Linked DNA regions of Homo sapiens: region 1 is linked to region 2. Evidence: chromatin loops called from intact Hi-C (ENCODE). Cell type or tissue: ascending aorta. All regions are shown on one strand. Each heading gives the region's core, and the rest is flanking DNA. Links, peaks and the distances in the headings are about the cores only.

Region 1 (8,126 bases), core at 2,531-5,030, 840 kb after region 2:
TAGAAAAACATATGGCATCTAGGAACTGGGCATCCAACGGGAGAACTGCAAAGGAAATTCCAGGCTAATGGCAAAGAGAAGTCCTAGGATACAAGTGTACTACAGACCTGAAGATCAACCTGCCCAGACTGGGGCAGAGAGCTGGATAACTCAAGTTGGATGACCACACTGGGGAAAAACTGATTCAGTAAACTACCTGTCATGAAAAATTGTACTAAACACATATTACAAAGAAGTTGGAAGGTGTGAGAAGACAAAAAGGCCAAAGAATAATAAGCAAGCGATATAGAGGTAACGATTAACTCCAAGAAAACAGATGTGAAGATTAACTCCAGGAAAACAAAAAGTTGTACAAAGACATATAATCAAGGCACAAGCCAGCAAAGAGCAAGGCAGCAGCAATGGCCTCTGAAAGGAACCAGGGTCTGAGGAAAGCTGAACCTAGAAGTCAGGATCTGGAAGAAGATTGAACACGACATGGTGATGAAAGCCAGCACCAGCCTGCCCAAGAAGCTGGTGCTGCTGAAGGCCCCAATCAAGAAGTGGGCGGCTGTCTCCTCCACCTCCAAGATGCCTTCCTAAGGATGCTGGCCCCAGCACAAGCCAACACTGTAGCCCCCACCTCCATGATTAGACCTTGCAGGTGGCCCCCCCGTCCCCAGCACTGGGTCACCTAGAACTTCGATAGGGGCCTGGCCTATGAGTAGGTGATCAGCAGATCCCCGGGTGCTGAGAACCCAGCTATGGCCATGAAGGTACAGTCACCAACTTCATCTGTCCTCCTCCTCCTCCCCAGGTCCTCTCTCCAGTTTCAACCCAGAGCAAAAAACACAGCTTTCTCATCAAATAAGAAACACAATCAAAGAAATATAATACGTAAGCAACCATGACTATTTACTTAGGCATAATAACGTACACACTGAATTCTGATAGAACTATAGTGAAAGTAAAAAAATGTCTAAAATTGAAAAAAAAAATAGCAGTAGAAGCATGTTATTTAGAAATGTGGAAGTTGCTGGGCGCAGTGGCTCACGCCTGTAATCCCAGCACTTTGGGAGGCTGAGGTGGGAGGATCACCTGAGGTCAGGAGTTCGAGACCAGCCTGACCAACCCGGAGAAACCCCATCTCTACTAAAAGTACAAAATTAGCCGAGCGTGGTGATGCATGCCTGTAATCCCAGCTACTAGGAGGCTGAGGCAGGAGAATCGCTTGAACCCGGGAGACAGAGGTTGTGGTGAGCCAAGATTGCGTCATTGCACTCCAGCCTTGGCAACAAGAGCAAAACTCCATCTCAAAGAAAAAAAAAGAAAGAAAGAAAGAAACATGAAAGTAAATATTGGAAGAAATACTAAGAGTTATGTTTGCCTGTGAGACACAAGGATTAAGAGAAAAAGTAGGAAGGGAACTACTATCTTTGTTTATAATCCTGTTGGTACTACTGAATTTCATTGATAATATATATATATATATTTTTTTTTTTTAAGAAATGGCATCTTGTTTTACCACCCATGCTGGAGTGTGGTGGCACAATCACAGCTCAGTGTAGCCTCGAACTCCAACTCCTGGGCTCAACCGAGCCTCCTGTCTCAGCCTCCTGAGTAGCTAGGACCACAGGCACATGCCATCATGTCCAGCTAATTTTTTTTCAGTTTTTTTAGAGATAGGGTCTCACTATCTTGCCCAGGCTGGTCTCAAACTCCTGGCCTCAAGCAATCCTCCTACCTCAGCCTCCCAAGTAGCTACAATTATAGGCACAAGCCACTGTACCAGGCTCTTGATAATAAATTTGAATAACCATAAATGAGCAGAGAGGTAGCAGAATAGATTTTTTTTAATGCCAAAGGTTCAGGAAGGAAGTAATTAACGGATTCTACGTTCAACAAAGTGTTAGCATCATCATACTCAAATGGTGATCGAAATCATGAAAATGATGAGAACTAAGAGTACAAAAATACCATCTATCATCTGAGCTCTGACAGCCAGAGATATCACAGAGGGGACTGCCTTCAACAGACCCCAGTGTACAGATGGGCAAACTGGCGCTGTGGAGCTCTCACAGCCTCTGACCACAAAGGAGCACCTACTCCCATTCCAAAGAGATGGTAATAAAAATAACAGCAGCAGAAACTACCATTTACTGAGCATGAAGAAATATTACACTAAATTCTTTAGATTCATCATCTCCCTTCGTCATTCCAAAACCCCATGACTAGTTTGAATATCTCCTTAGTATTAACAAGAAAACTTCGAAGCTCAAGAGAAAAAACATGAGAGAGGCTAACAGTTTATTCCAAATCATTCAGCTAATAAGAGCAGTAGCAGCTAACATCTAAGCCCTTCCCGTGGGTGACTATGCTACACTCTAACACATATTCCTTTATTTTACTCTCAGAGTTGCCCTATATGGGTCCCATTAAGGCTTATTTTTCAGAATACGAAGGAAATAGCTTAGAGCTGTTGGGCAGTTTGCCTAGAGGAAAATAACTAGTAAAGAGGACAGAATTCTAATCCAAGTCCATCTGATTCCACTCTACCCAGTGTGTATCATCACCTCCCAGGAGGGTCACTTGGGCTCAAACCCAGGACTGACCTACCAAAAAGGAAGAGGCTAAGAATCCTGTAATCTGTAGAGCATGTGACAGGGTCACTATTTCTGGACATTATAAACAAAACACTAAAGTGGGTTTGAAGATGATTTGTTGGAATGCACAACAGGAAGCCAACAGGCTCTGATAGCTGCAGGACGTTCAGACCCACAAGGCCTCGTCAGTGAGCTTTCTCCTACCTGCAGTCTTGGCACAGTCATCTTCCCGCAGCTAGGTTAAAGAGTCACTCTAGTACGCCGAAAACAAATCTGCTCTGGAAAAATGCCTTTTCAATTTGCATCTAGAAACCATCTCCCAATTCAACTCTTCACCCCACAGTAAGAAATGAGAAGTGGAAAGAAGTCCTTAGGTGCCTCAAAAATAACACAAATGATGGTAGTCTAAATTACGACATACAACATACCCCAAGAAGCACTCCCACAGGACTCCCTGTTCAGAAGCCCTCACCCTCCACAGACTCACTCACAGCATCACTCGCATGTTTGTGACCTGAGGCAACAATCATACCTTAATTTCATTGTCATTTGCAAAATTGCCAAAAGAAGCCATAATTTTGGGAACAGCTGCAGCCAAGGTCTCCTGGACTGATTCTTCGGGTCTCTTGCTTGTTCGAGTCAGGCACGGCAGAAGGTTCACCAGGTAAGGCCTGTGTATGCAAAAGAACGCAAGTCATTCTTCCAGCTCTCCTTCAGGAGAAACAGAAGCAATTCATTCCCTGTTAGGGAAAAGCCAGTTTTATATTCCAACAGTCCCTAATGGGATGGGGAAAACTCAGCTGAAAGAACAGGAGGATGAAATGTGGATGAAGCTCAAGTGTTGGGAGACATCCTTCATTTCTCTTATGATCACAGAGGATCTAAAAGGCTGGGTTTAAAAATTATTTGCAGTAAATCATAATACTTCTTAAAACACTCATTTTTAATTAGAAAATAAGTGTAAGAAAATACCATTTTAAAAACAAAAATTTTTAAATGGGAATAAAGCTTTCCTGAAAAAGGAGAATTATAAAATGGGGTTGTGGGGAGAGAAGAAAAGCCGAATGTGTAGGACACAGAGCAGTGAGTCACAGATCACAGGAATTCACCCAACACACAGAGTGACAGGGCAGGCCGGGTGCGAGGTGCCAGGAGTGGTGCAGCCCTGCCCTCTAGTGGCAGAGTCTGGCAACAAGCACGGCCTCAGAGGGTGGCTGGGGAAACCTCCCTAAGGAAGTGACTGTTCCGCTGAGAACTAAGGGGGAAAAAAAAACCATCAGGAGGAAGAAAAACCTGACTCTAATCAGACTAATGAGTCAATGCAGGGTGTCTGAGGTGACAGAGCCATTGACGAGTCTGGAATCTCTATCTAAACGGCACTGGGAAATGGGTACAAGAGTTTAAATAAGGGAATGACAAGACCCAGTTATATTCTTTAAGGTCACTTTGGCTGCTATGTGCAGAACCTGGATGTGTTGCTTCAGAAATATAACACATTTTTTTAAATGATAGTAAAAGAAAAAAGATTATACAAAAGGAAATTTCCTTAGTGATTATACCTCTGCAGCCATATAAGTTCTTTTCTGGATTTTGGTTTTTTTGAGACAGGTCTCACTCTGTTGCCCAGGCTGGAGTGCAGTGGTGCGATCTTGGCTCAACACGACCTCCACCTCCCAGGCTCAAGTGATCCTCCCACCTCAGCCTCTCGAGTGGCTGTGACCACAGGCACGCACCACCATGCCTGGCTAAGTTTTGTATTTTTTGTAGAGGCGGCGTTTCACCATGTTGCCTAGTCTGGGTCAAGCAATCCACCTGCCTTGGCCTCCTGAAGTGCTGGGATCAAAGGTATGAGCCACTATGCCCGACCCATATAAGATTCTTATTGAAACTCAGTTCATATTAATAGTGAGGGTTTAGACCACATTCCCAGTGACTCAGGATGGAGCTGAGGGTCTATGGGATATCAGCATCAGCATGTATTGCTGGTTAAGGAGAAGGAGGGAGCTGATGAAAAGTGGTCCTGCTTTTGTTTCTCAATCCGTTAAGATACAACTGTTTTGACTAAACCAAACTATTCACAGTGCAACAACCATATTTTTAACTCATGTAACAGACAAATGGATATTTTGCTATAACTCCTATAGTCAGCAATAATGAAATTGGTACCTCAACCTTCAACAATTTGGCAAGTATCTTTTAAGCAAGTACTATGTGCAGACACTGTTATCGCTGCTGGGCTGCAACAGAGCATAAGACAGTAAGACCCCTGCTGTCCTGGGGCACACATCCCATAAGTCTCTTGCGGAAGGGTGGGATAGAAAATAAACAAGCACACAGATAGACTGTACGTGACAATTTCTGACATGGATTAGTGCTATGAGGGAAACATAAACAGGGCAAGGTCGACTGCAATTTGGAGAGGGCAGAGCAGACTTTTGAAATGACATCTGAGCTGAGACATAAAGGATCAGTAGCAGCTGGCCCCCGACAAAAACCAACATCCAGAGTGTACAACTTACCTGCATTTCTGAGGCCGAACCAGGTGAGCCAGCTCAGCAAACCTCCACAGGGCAGCACGCAAACTCCGAGGGGCACCATTCTGAGGGGGTGCAATGAGGGTTGCATTAAGAGTCACATACTAGTCACCAAGAGGGTTGCATAGAAACGAAGCATTTTCTTTCCTTGTTACTTTCTAATTTTAGAGAAAAGGCCATTTAAATGCATAAAACATCTGGTAACTACTTTAAGGTCTAGTGGGCTTCAATTATAAAGATATAAAGTAAGTTACCATTTTTAATTCTCATCTCATCTAATAAAGAGTAACCTTTTGAAGAAAAGTAAAGCAATCGTCTACCAAACAGCATTTCCTTCTAACATTGTGAATTACTGAATAACGATGAAATCCCACACCTGCTGCTTAACAGAGTGAAGTTTGCTCAGTGATGGAAATAAGGGCCCAAGACCTGGTATTCGACAGCACAGCAGAGGGATCATAGACAATAATATATAGTCGATAATAGTGGTTTGTTTTTTGTTTTTTTGTTTTTCTTTTGAGACAGGGTCTCACTTGGTCGCCCAGGCTGAAGGGCAGTGGCACAATCTCAGCTACCTATAGATTCAACCTTCCAGGCTCAATTAATCCTCCCACCTCAATCTCCCAAGTAGCTGAGACTATAGTTGTGCACCACCACACCCAGCTAATTTCTGTACAGACAGCGTTTTGCCATGTTGCCCATGCTGGTCTCAAACTCCTGGTCTCAAGCATCCACCTGCCTCAGGTTCCCAAAGTGCTGGGACTAAGGTGTGAGCCACCACACCCGGCCCAATTTTATTTCATTTTTATTTTTTGAGACAAAGTCTCACTCTGTCGCTCAGGCTGGAATGCAGTGGCGTGATCTCGGCTCACTGCAACCTCCACCCCCAGGTTCAAGCGATTCCCCTACCTCAGCCTCCCGAGTAGCCAGGATTACAGGCGCCCGCCACCACACTTGGCTAATTTTTGTATTTTTAGTAGAGACAGGGTTTCTCCATGTTGGCCAGGCTGGTCTCGAACTCCTGATCTCAGGTGATCACCTGCCTCAGCCTCCCAAAATGCTGGGATTACAGGCATGAGCCACTGTGCCCTGACTGTTTTAGTTATTTTAAAATGTACAATCAGGCCCGGCACAGTGGCTCACGCCTGTAATCCCAACACTTTGGGAGGCCGAGGCGGGCGGATCACCTGAGGTCAGGAGTTTGAGACCAGCCCAAAGTTCGGTTGAACCCGGGAGGCGGAGGTTGCAGTGAGCCAAGGTCATGCCACTGTACTCTAGCATGGGTGAAAGCAAGACTCTGTCTCAAAAATAAAATAAAATAAGTAAAGCATGTAACTGGATTGTTTGTAACACAAAGGATAAATGCTTGAGGGCATGGATATCCAACTTTCCATGGTGTGATTATTATGTATTGTATACCTGTATCAAAATATCTCATGTACCCCATAAATATATACATTTACATGTACCTACAAAATACGTGTACCTATAAAAATTTAAAATTTAAAACATTTTTAAAAAAGAAAAGCAAGGCCCACCTTTTTAATTTCCTTATAGAGCTCGAGCTGTAACCTTGGAAGATTAGAATCCATCAAAGCCTACAACAAATCACAAGAGATTTATGGAAGACACATCCCATCACTAGTTCTAAAACGAGCTAAAAGGAAACTAAGATTTCAATTTTGGGGCAAAGCAAAACATAATAGCAACTAAATTAAGAATATATTCATTAAGAATGAAAGAAACAAATATATGCAGGAAGTTACTGAATAAACTAGATACAGGTCATTCACTTAAACAGAAAAATGGAAAGAAAAACAATTTAACTTTCATTATCATCAAATACTACATAACATCAAAATTAAAATGGTAGATGGTTCAAATACAATAAATCCTGGCCAGGTGGGGTGGCTCATGCCTGTAATCCCAGCACTTTGGGAGGCCAAGGCGGGCAGATCACCTGAGGTCAGGAGTTCAAGACCAGCCTGACCAACATGGAGAAACTCCGTCTCTACTAAAAAATACAAAAATTAGCCGGGTGTGGTGGTGGGCGCCTGTAATCCCAGCTACTCGAGAGGCTGAGGCAGGAGAATAGTTTGAACCCGGGAGGCGGAGGTTGCAGTGAGCCAAGATCACGCCATTGCACTCCAGCCTGGGCAACAAGAGCGAAACTCCATCTCAAAAAAAAAAAAAAAAAAAATTATATATATAGGATTTATATATATATAATAAATCCTAAAGCCCCTGGAGTAAATCTTTAATCTTCACTAGCAGAACATTCTGTTGGATGATACGGGCTCAGACGGCACCCTGGACATCTGCAGGGTCCCGAGCACTGTGGGTGTACTTATAAACCACAGACCCTCGCTCTGGCCTAGAACACTTCCCAAGGCGGAGTCCTGCATCCTTTTCTGCAGGTGTGGCCCCTCCTCACTGTCAGGTATGCCCGTGGTCCCTGCCCCCCTGACCCAGAGCCTGCTGCCAGCTGGGGCCCCACATTCCTCACAGCACATCTCTCAACCCTCCTTGCTCACTTGTGAGGCTAAACCAGAAAGTACGTCCAGATGGTCAACTTCAAGCTAGTAACGATGCTAACGGCACAAAGTCCACATTAGAGAAGGGCTTCTCAAGCTAGGGGATGGGACAGGGAAGACTTTGGTGCCCCACTCTCACCCATAGGAGCCTTCTCTTCCAAATGCTTGCCCACCCAAGAGGGAGGAAGCTGTGCCAAACATCAGTCGATGATCTCTTTAACCGTGGCATGGGCAGTTGATGTAAGTGGACTGAGATGGTCTTCGTAAAACTTGTGGGTTAACCTATTGGGTCAGCAAGCTTGAAAATCAAAACCAGATCACATTCTGGGAAATTCTGAGGAGTAAAAACATCTCAGAAACGTTTAAATCCTAATCCTGTTGTTGCAGTTTGTACTGAAAGTCCTTAAATGAGCAAAGCGAATTGGACAAACATTTATTTCAACATTACTTCTTAAATAAAACTAGAAGCCTTATCA
Region 2 (8,126 bases), core at 3,165-5,664:
TTTTTTCTTAATAAAATGGGGGATATAATGATAGCTACCTCTTAGGGTTGTTGTCAGGGTTGAGTACAAAAGCCTGTGGATCAGTGCCTGGCTCATGGTAAATGCATGTCGGTGTTAGCTAGTGTTTTTATTCAGTCTCGAAATGTTTAATAAATGCCTTCCGTGAGCCTGGCACCATGGATCAGCAGTACCCATGACAGATGAGGCTCTGCTTGCATGGGAGAGCCAGAGAATAAACAAAGAAATGAATAAACAAGAAAAGACCAGATGAGAGTGGCTCTAAAGCCAATAAAACAGGGAAATGGTGAATGGAGCAACTGGGGAGAAGAGTCACCAAAGTCGGGGAATCAGGGAAGCCTTCCCCAAAGAGGTGGCATTTAAACTGGGGCCTGACTGGTGAAGCAGCCAGCCATGGGAAGGGCTTGGGGAACAGGATATGCAAAGGCCCTGTGGTGGAAACAAGCCAGCTGTGGTTGAGGAACAACAGCAAGGCAGCCAGTGTGGCTGGAGTGGAGTGAGCAGGGTGGGCCAGGGGTGAGGGAGAACAGGCCAGAGAGAGGGATTAGGACCAGGTCTTGTAGGGCCTTTCACAGCATGGAAGGAGCTCTGAAGCAATGAAGTGCCTTGCCCTGTGTCACATACCAGCCGAGACAGTCTGCCTAAGTCGGGAGCCCAAGTTCGCTGCTGGGCTTGAGGCCCCTGTAAGAGGACAATGTAACCCAGGCTGGTATGGGCACATTCTGCATTTCCACTTAAACTCAGATGGCAAGCCCATCAAACCTTGGTGCCATGGCTGCCCTGGTAATTCCTGGCTGACCAGTGCAACCAGGGAGCTGGCCCATGACCTGGGTGGCAGCTAAGTAGCCAGGACTAATGCGGCCAAGAGTCACTCTTCTAGCCTTCTTCCTGTGACTCATCCAGGTGCACCCTGCGGCATCTGAATGTCAGGCTTTCAGCTGCTGTGGCTTCCACTTCCAACTGGCTCCACGTCCCCAGGGAGAGATCACACAGTGCTTTGCCAACACATTCTATTGCGTGTTTAATGTTCTTGTGAATGCACCCTTGAGATTTCTCTCTCTCCCCTCCACACAGAGCTTAGAAGCAAAGTTAAGAGACTCATCAGATTCTGAGCTGCGGCGGGATATTTTGCAGAAGGTAAGAATCCCAGAGTCCCTGGGACTCATGACTCTGCCTCCTGAATCTCTCCGGAAGACCTGAGAGAAGAACCGCAGGTGTGCTTGTACCCTTTAAAAACACCCCTGTTCAAAGAACAAAACCATTGAGTCAGCACTGCAGGTGGGTGTGGGCACCTCCGACGGCTCCAGCTCTTTCATTTTCTAAGACTTAGACAAAGACATCAGAATATACAAAAATCTGCATGAGAGGGGGGAATCTAGGGAAAGTTTTTTAAACCATCCACAGCAAAAACAGAGATGACAGGTGCAAGACAGCTTCTAGCATTTGGTAGATGCTCAGAGACTTTCTTTTTTGCATTCATGAGGCCTGTCCTGCCCACTCCTGTCTCTTCTAAACCTAAATGGGCCCTTGCTTTGCCCAGGGTGGGGTTTGGACTCAAGAGCATCTGCATGCAGGTGAGAGGCAGGATCACCACCCGGCCCAGCCGCAGCCTGACCTTGGCCTTGAGGGCCAAGTGCAGATCACCCTGCATCCTGGGTCTTCACCTTCGAAGGGCCATCAGCCCTTCTGAAAAGACAAAGCAATAGACTCCCTCCCAGAAAGAAGTGCACCAGAAGAATACATTTTCCATACAAACTCAGGGGAGGCAGACATCCTCCACCCTCACCCACCCAGCCCATCCTAGGAGCCCCGGGGAAGAATTCCTGTGCTAGAGGTGAACCAAGATTATCCACGTGGAAAAGATGCAGCCACAGCAGGGAAGACTTTCGGGGCAATACAGTAGGTCAGGGCTTCAAGCATGGAGATACCTGAAGTTATCTCGCACCCTGCTCTGAGTTTCACCCTGAGCCTCACTCTCGTAGGTGGTGAAGCATGAAATGTGGGGAGAGCTGCTTTAAAACCCAGCACAAGGCTGGGTGCACTGGCTCACACCTGTAATCCCAGGACTTTGGGAAGCTGAGGTGGACGGATCACCTAAGGTCAGGAGTTCGAGACCACTCTAGCCAACATGGCAAAAACCCATCTCTACTAAAAATACAAAAATTAGCTGGGTGTGGTTTTGCACGCCTATAGTCCCAGCTACTCGGGAGGCTGAGGCAGGAGAATCGCTTGAACCCGGGGGGTGGAGGCTGCCATAAGCCAAGATCGGGCCACTGCACTCCAGCCTGGGCAACACAACGAGACTGTGTCAGAAAAAATGAAAAACCAGCACCAGCCTGAAGGGCCTGTGTATTGCGTGGGGTACTTTTCTGCCCTTGGGCAGAATCTGCATCCCTCCCAGCCAGCAGGTGCTGCGGACCATCTCCTCCCTCTCCCTCCAGACTCCTGTTTTCCCACCGTCCCCACTCCTGCTGCACCAGTCCCTCTGCCCTCCTTTCCATGTGCTAGGCCGTGGATACCTCAGAGCTTACACCGGCTGTTCCCACTGCCTGGAACTTGCTCGTCCTGCACTTGGCTTCTCTTGGCTTTAGCTGGAGTGTCACCCTGAGCGTCCCTTCCCCTCCATCCTGTCCCCAGGGACAGATGCTCCAAGAGAGCAGTTGCTGAGTGGGCCTTCCCGCCTCTTCCATAGAGCCAGACAGTTGGCGACTGTCCTTACTGCAAACCCTGGTTCACACTGGCTCCCCTGGGAGGGAGGTGGTTTGGGCCCACATGCCCTGTGTTCCTGCTCAGAATGGGCATTAGAAATGCTGCCATAGCCTGTGCCACTGCAGTGGAAGCATTTTTAGGAAACGGCTTATATCTTAAGACAAACTTCAGATGCGTGGGGCCAGAACGCTGTGTCCATCTACATCTTTGCTGAGGGATCGGGTAGCCTGGAGTTTGCCCTCTGCTGTGTTGGCTTGAAGCTCATAGGAGACTTCAGATGGGCTCTCCCCAGCAACCAACGTTCTGTCCTTTGCCATAGACTGTGAAGCATCCTGTGTGTGTGAAGCACCCGCCGTCAGTCAAGTATGCCCGGTGCTTTCTCTCAGAACTCATGAAAAAGGTCAGTTATGGGCAGTGTCCGCAGAGTAGTGGGACAGCATAGCCACCTGCGTGCTGGAGCCCCCGTCCTTCCCAGTCTCTGGGCCTGCTTTGCAAACCCCAGCATGGCAGGGGTCTCCCCAGGCAACTGGCTGCAACTGCGTGTGACCCATGGGAGACAGTGCAGGGCGGGAAGAAGGGGAGGCCAGCGTCTCTCCCTCACTCTGCCTCCTGGGGTTTCCGCAGCAGCTGCTTCTCTGGAGCCCCAGCTCCTAGCATATGGATTCTCATTCCTACCAGGCTGGCCCAGCAAACAGCACTGGAACCCGCACCCACACCCTCTGTCCTGCCCGCCAAAGGGTTTGGAGTTTCCTGCTCTTGTCCATCTCTGGGTTGCCCCACAGGCCCCTGTTGGAAGGTTTAGCTCTTGCCACACCTTTGGAACTAGTTCCTCTGGTGAATTCTCTGCATTGATCCTGCTGGAATGAGCTCTTTCCTGACTGATACAGGATGGATTTTATTTTTTACTTATTTATTTATTTTTTTGAGACAGTCTCACTGTGTTGCCCAGGCTGGATTACCATGGCATAATCTCGGCTCCCTGAAACCTCTGCCTCCTGGGTTCAAGCAGCTCTCATGCCTAGCCTCCTAAGAAGCTGGGACTACAGGCACACGCCACCATGCCTGGCTAATTTTTGTATTTTTAATAGAGACAGAATTTCACCATGTTGGCCAGGCTGGTCTCGAACTCCTGACCTCAGGTGATCCACCTGCCTTGGCCTCCCAAAGTGCTGGGATTACAGGCAAGAGCCACTGCACCTGGCCTAGGATGGATTTTAAAGATGGGCCTGAACATGCAGGGTTTGACATGAGGATGTCTAGAGGCCGTTCCTCACTAGGCAGTAGCAGACCTGCTGAGTGAAAGGGCCACACTTTTAGCAAATAAACAATCCCCTGCTTCTCCAATACCTGCTTTCTCCCTAGTCCTCCCCAAAAGGCTGCATCTGTGGTCACCAGCAGGTCTGCCCTGTGCCACCAGGAGAGGGCAGCGGTCATCCAGTGTACCCTGTTGCTGCCCTGTGAATCTTAGGACGGGGCCAGCCGTGGAGAAGCAGCCTGCTGACAGCCACAGCCTGCAGCATGGGCCGCCCTCACAGTTCTGCCTGGGCTCACTTAAAAGCACCTTTTGTTTTCCTCCTCTCTGTGTTTGATCCAAACACAGAGCTCTCTGTCATGGTCAAGTGGCAGCTCTCATGGAATTCTTGTCTCCTGCCCTAGACTACACCTAACCCTACCCTCTCAACACCTCTTGTTGAAGGCCCTCCCATCCAGGTTTCCCTACCAAGTGAATTTTTTTTTTAGAGATAAGGTCTCTTGCCCAGGCTGTCCTCGAACTCCTGGGCTCAAGCAGTCCTGTCATGTCAGCTTCTAGAGTAGCTGGAACTATTCGGCACACACCACCACGCCCAATGAAGTGAATATTTTATATGGCAGCTGGCCGGTATTACACCATTCCATCCCAAATCTCCCCTCCAAACCTGGCGAAAATCATCTGGCCATTTTTACAGATTAGAACGAAAGCAAACAAGCTCTCACTCAGCCTGCCCCCAGCACGAGGCTGTCCACACAGAGCCTTTGGACGAGCTGTACGAGGTGCTGGCGGAGACTTTGATGGCCAAGGAGTCCACCCAGGGCCACTGGAGCTATTTGCTGGTATGAGAAGGGCACCCTCCTCCCCCTCACAGCCCAGATACCCTTCCTGCACAAAGTGAAAACGTGGGTGTGGGTTCAAATCCTGACTCACCCATTCTGCAGTCTTAGATATGAGGTCCATTAACCTTCTTTAGCCTCAGTTTCCCTGTCTGTAAATCAGGCACTTCAACAACAACATCATGCCTCGTGCGGTTGTTGGGCATTTGTCCAATGGGTGGCACACACTACCTGCTTCACAAGGACCTGGTGCCCAGTCCTCAAAGAACACCTGACAGGGCTGGGTGTGGTGGCTCACGCCTGTAATCCCAGCACTTTGGGAGGCCGAGGCTGGTGGATCTGAGGTCAGGAGTTCGAGACCAGCCTGGCCAATATGGTGAAACCCTGTCTCTACTAAAAATACAAAAATTAGGCTGGGCGTGGTGGCTCATGCCTGTAATCCCAGCACTTTGGGAGGCTGAGGCAGGGGTATCACCTGAGGTCAGGAGTTTGAGACCAGCCTGGCCAACATGGTGAAACTCCATCTTTACTAAAAATACAAAAATTAGCAGGGTGTGGTAATGAGCACCTGCAATCCCAGCTACTCTGGAGGCTGAGGCAGGAGAATCTCTTGAACCCAGGAGCTGGAGGTTGTAGTGAGCCAAGATCGGGCCATTGCACTCCAGCCTGGGCAACGAGAGTGAACCTCTGTCTCAAAAAAAAGTACAAAAATTAGCCAGACATGGCGGCACGTGTCTGTACTCGCAGCTACTTGGGCGACTGAGGCAGGAGAATTGCTTGAACCCAGGAGGCAGAGGTTGCAGTGAGCCAAGATCATGCCACTGACTCCAGCCTGGGTGACAGAACTGAAAAAAAATAACATAAAACATAGATACAGAAAACCACAAAGGACAAACACAGCATATTGAATCATCACAAGGCAGCCACCCCTTCATAGCCACACCCGGCCCCTGGCCACCACTGACCAGTGCTCCATCGCCAGAATTCTGTTGTCTCAGGAATGTTCAATGAATGGAATCCTGTATGGCCTGAGATGAGTGTCTTTCATGCCACATGACACCCTTGAGGCCTGTGCAAGCTGATGGCATGTCAACAGTTAGCTGTTTCTCATTGCTGAGTAGCGATTGGTCCTGTCATGGTTTATTCAGCCATGTGGTGGATGGCTACTTGTCTTCTATGCCACTTGTCTTCTGATTGCTGGACTGACTCTCTCGCCCTCTCTTGGTGCAGCCCTCGGGAGGCTCGGTCACACTCTCCAAGAGCACAGCCATCATCTCCCACGGCACCACAGGCCTGGTCACATGGGACGCTGCCCTCTACCTTGCAGAATGGGCCGAGAACCCAGCAGCCTTCACTCACAGGTGACCTCGGGGCGCAGGGCAGGGCACCGAGGCAGGCTTACCCTGGTGCAGTCACAGACACGGTCCCCTTTCCTCCCACCAGGACTGTCCTAAAGCTTGGCAGTGGCGCCGGCCTCACAGGCCTGGCCATCTGCAAGATGTGCCGCCCCCGGGCGTACATCTTCAGCGACTGTCACAGCCGGGTCCTCGAGCAGCTCCGAGGGAATGTCCTTCTCAATGGCCTCTCATTAGAGGCAGACATCACTGCCAACTTAGACGGCCCCAGGGTGACAGTGGCCCAGCTGGACTGGGACGTCGCGACGGTCTGTCAGCTCTCTGCCGTCCAGCCAGATGTTGTCATTGCAGCAGGTAATGCCCAGCCCCGGGCATCCTGTGCAGGCGGTGTCCTTGCAGCTCTACCCAGCTCTTGGCTCTGGGAAAAGGGAACAATGGATGCTGTCAGGCATGGACATGATGGGGCTTCCAGAAGAGTTACTCTGGGCCTCCAGGCTGACATCAAAGGACAGGGGTGCCTCTTAAGGTGACCTTCAAGCCACAGCCCTCTTGCTGGAGACAGGCATACTCCCGTTCCAGTTGTCACCACATGGCTCTGTCCCAGAGCCATGCCCTGTGTCCTTCAGAGACCACCGGAGGAAAACAACCACTTCTGGGATGAGGACAGGGCACTTGAGAGAAGGTGGTGTTTGGCTGGGCCACCGAAAACCCCTCGCCCCTGCCAGCACACTCAGTCCCCTCTCTGATGGAACAGAGCTCTGCCTGTGGTCCTGGGTCCCAGCCCTGAAAACCACAGGTCCAGCGGTGGCCAGGGACACAGGCCCACCCCTGCAAGCCAGCAGACAAATCAGCGGATACCTGAAACACGAAGTTCATGGCAGATTCAGGCTTTGTGTCATTCAAAGCCCTCTAGATAGGCCGAAAACCAGAGCTGGTTTTTTAAGGAACACCAGTGAGTCTGGACATTTTTTTCTTTTGCTTCGGTCTTTTGCAGCTTTCTCTAAGGGTTCTCCTTTTTCACCGTAGTAATTGCCTTTCCATCTAATGGCCCAAATGTTTAAATGGCATCTAATAGTCTCATATGACCGCTGCCTCTCTGGCCTCGCCCTGCTGCTGTGGTCAGCATGACCTGGAACTTTCCACTTGTCCCTTTCAGTAACCTGAAGATTTCACCGTAGACGTGCTGTATTGCCCAGAAGCCATCGTGTCGCTAGTCGGGGTCCTGCGGAGGCTGGCTGCCTGCCGGGAGCACCAGCGGGCTCCTGAGGTCTACGTGGCCTTTACCGTCCACAACCCACAGACGTGCCAGCTGTTCACCACTGAGCTAGTTGAGTCCCCACGCCCACCCGGGCCTGCATGGTCCCCGAGCTGTCCCTGCAGGACTCCAGTGGAAGTGAAAGAACTGGGCGCCGGCGTAAAGCTAGCATGCCCCACACTCCCACACCATGCGGGGAACTCGGGCAGAGGCCGGTGAGCAGGGTGGGCTTGGAGCATGGGGGGCTTGAGGCAGGAGGAGGGCAGCTCAGCACAGGAAGGAGGGTCTGAGCCTAGCAGCCCTACTGTGTGCTTCAGAGCAGGGTTCCCTAAGCCCTTGGGCCTCTGTTTTCTCATCTATAAAATGGAGGTGGTGGGAGGGGCAGTCGGGGTCAGGGCTGGACACAGCTGTGGCCAGCAGGATGCTGGAGCACAGGCTGTACAGGCGGATCCACCACGCCACTGTCCTGAGCACCCAGTCGGTGGAAGACAAGCAGAGTGACTGTAGAGAAGGGGAATTGGCCCTGTAGTGGGCCAGCCACTGTCCTTAGACCTAACATTTGTCAGCCCCCAGCACCTGTGAGGGTGTGCTGTCCTTGTCCCATCTCAGTGACAAATACACTAGGACACACGGAGGCCAAGTGACCCCCGAGCTCCCGCACACTGCAGCCCGGCCACCTGGCTCGCAGGTCTCCACACTAC

Evidence for each region. Peaks named below come from ENCODE experiments on the same cell type or tissue, not always from the same donor. Only the 100,000 strongest peaks of a DNase experiment are listed, where the experiment ranks them.
Region 1: a loop joins it to region 2, with 6 times the contacts of the local background. A loop is called at or near these places in 2 of 110 quality-filtered maps.

The regions. Positions count from the first base shown.
Region 1 is chr4:3,102,412-3,110,537 of GRCh38, reverse strand. HTT (huntingtin) reads right to left here. Exons shown (of 67, transcript NM_001388492.1): 4 at 6,655-6,714; 5 at 5,102-5,181; 6 at 3,115-3,253. Among named protein-coding and RNA genes, the nearest start is that of HTT, 32 kb to the right of the region's middle. In ascending aorta, for the core only: a CTCF peak has its summit at 3,752 (motif pointing left); DNase peaks (open chromatin) are centred at 2,577 and 3,737; H3K27ac peaks cover 1,273 bases.
Region 2 is chr4:3,946,140-3,954,265 of GRCh38, reverse strand. It overlaps the pseudogene FAM86EP. Among named protein-coding and RNA genes, the nearest start is that of ADRA2C, 180 kb to the right of the region's middle. RefSeq lists an enhancer at 6,307-6,807. In ascending aorta, for the core only: a CTCF peak has its summit at 4,148 (motif pointing right); no DNase peak of the experiment used is centred there.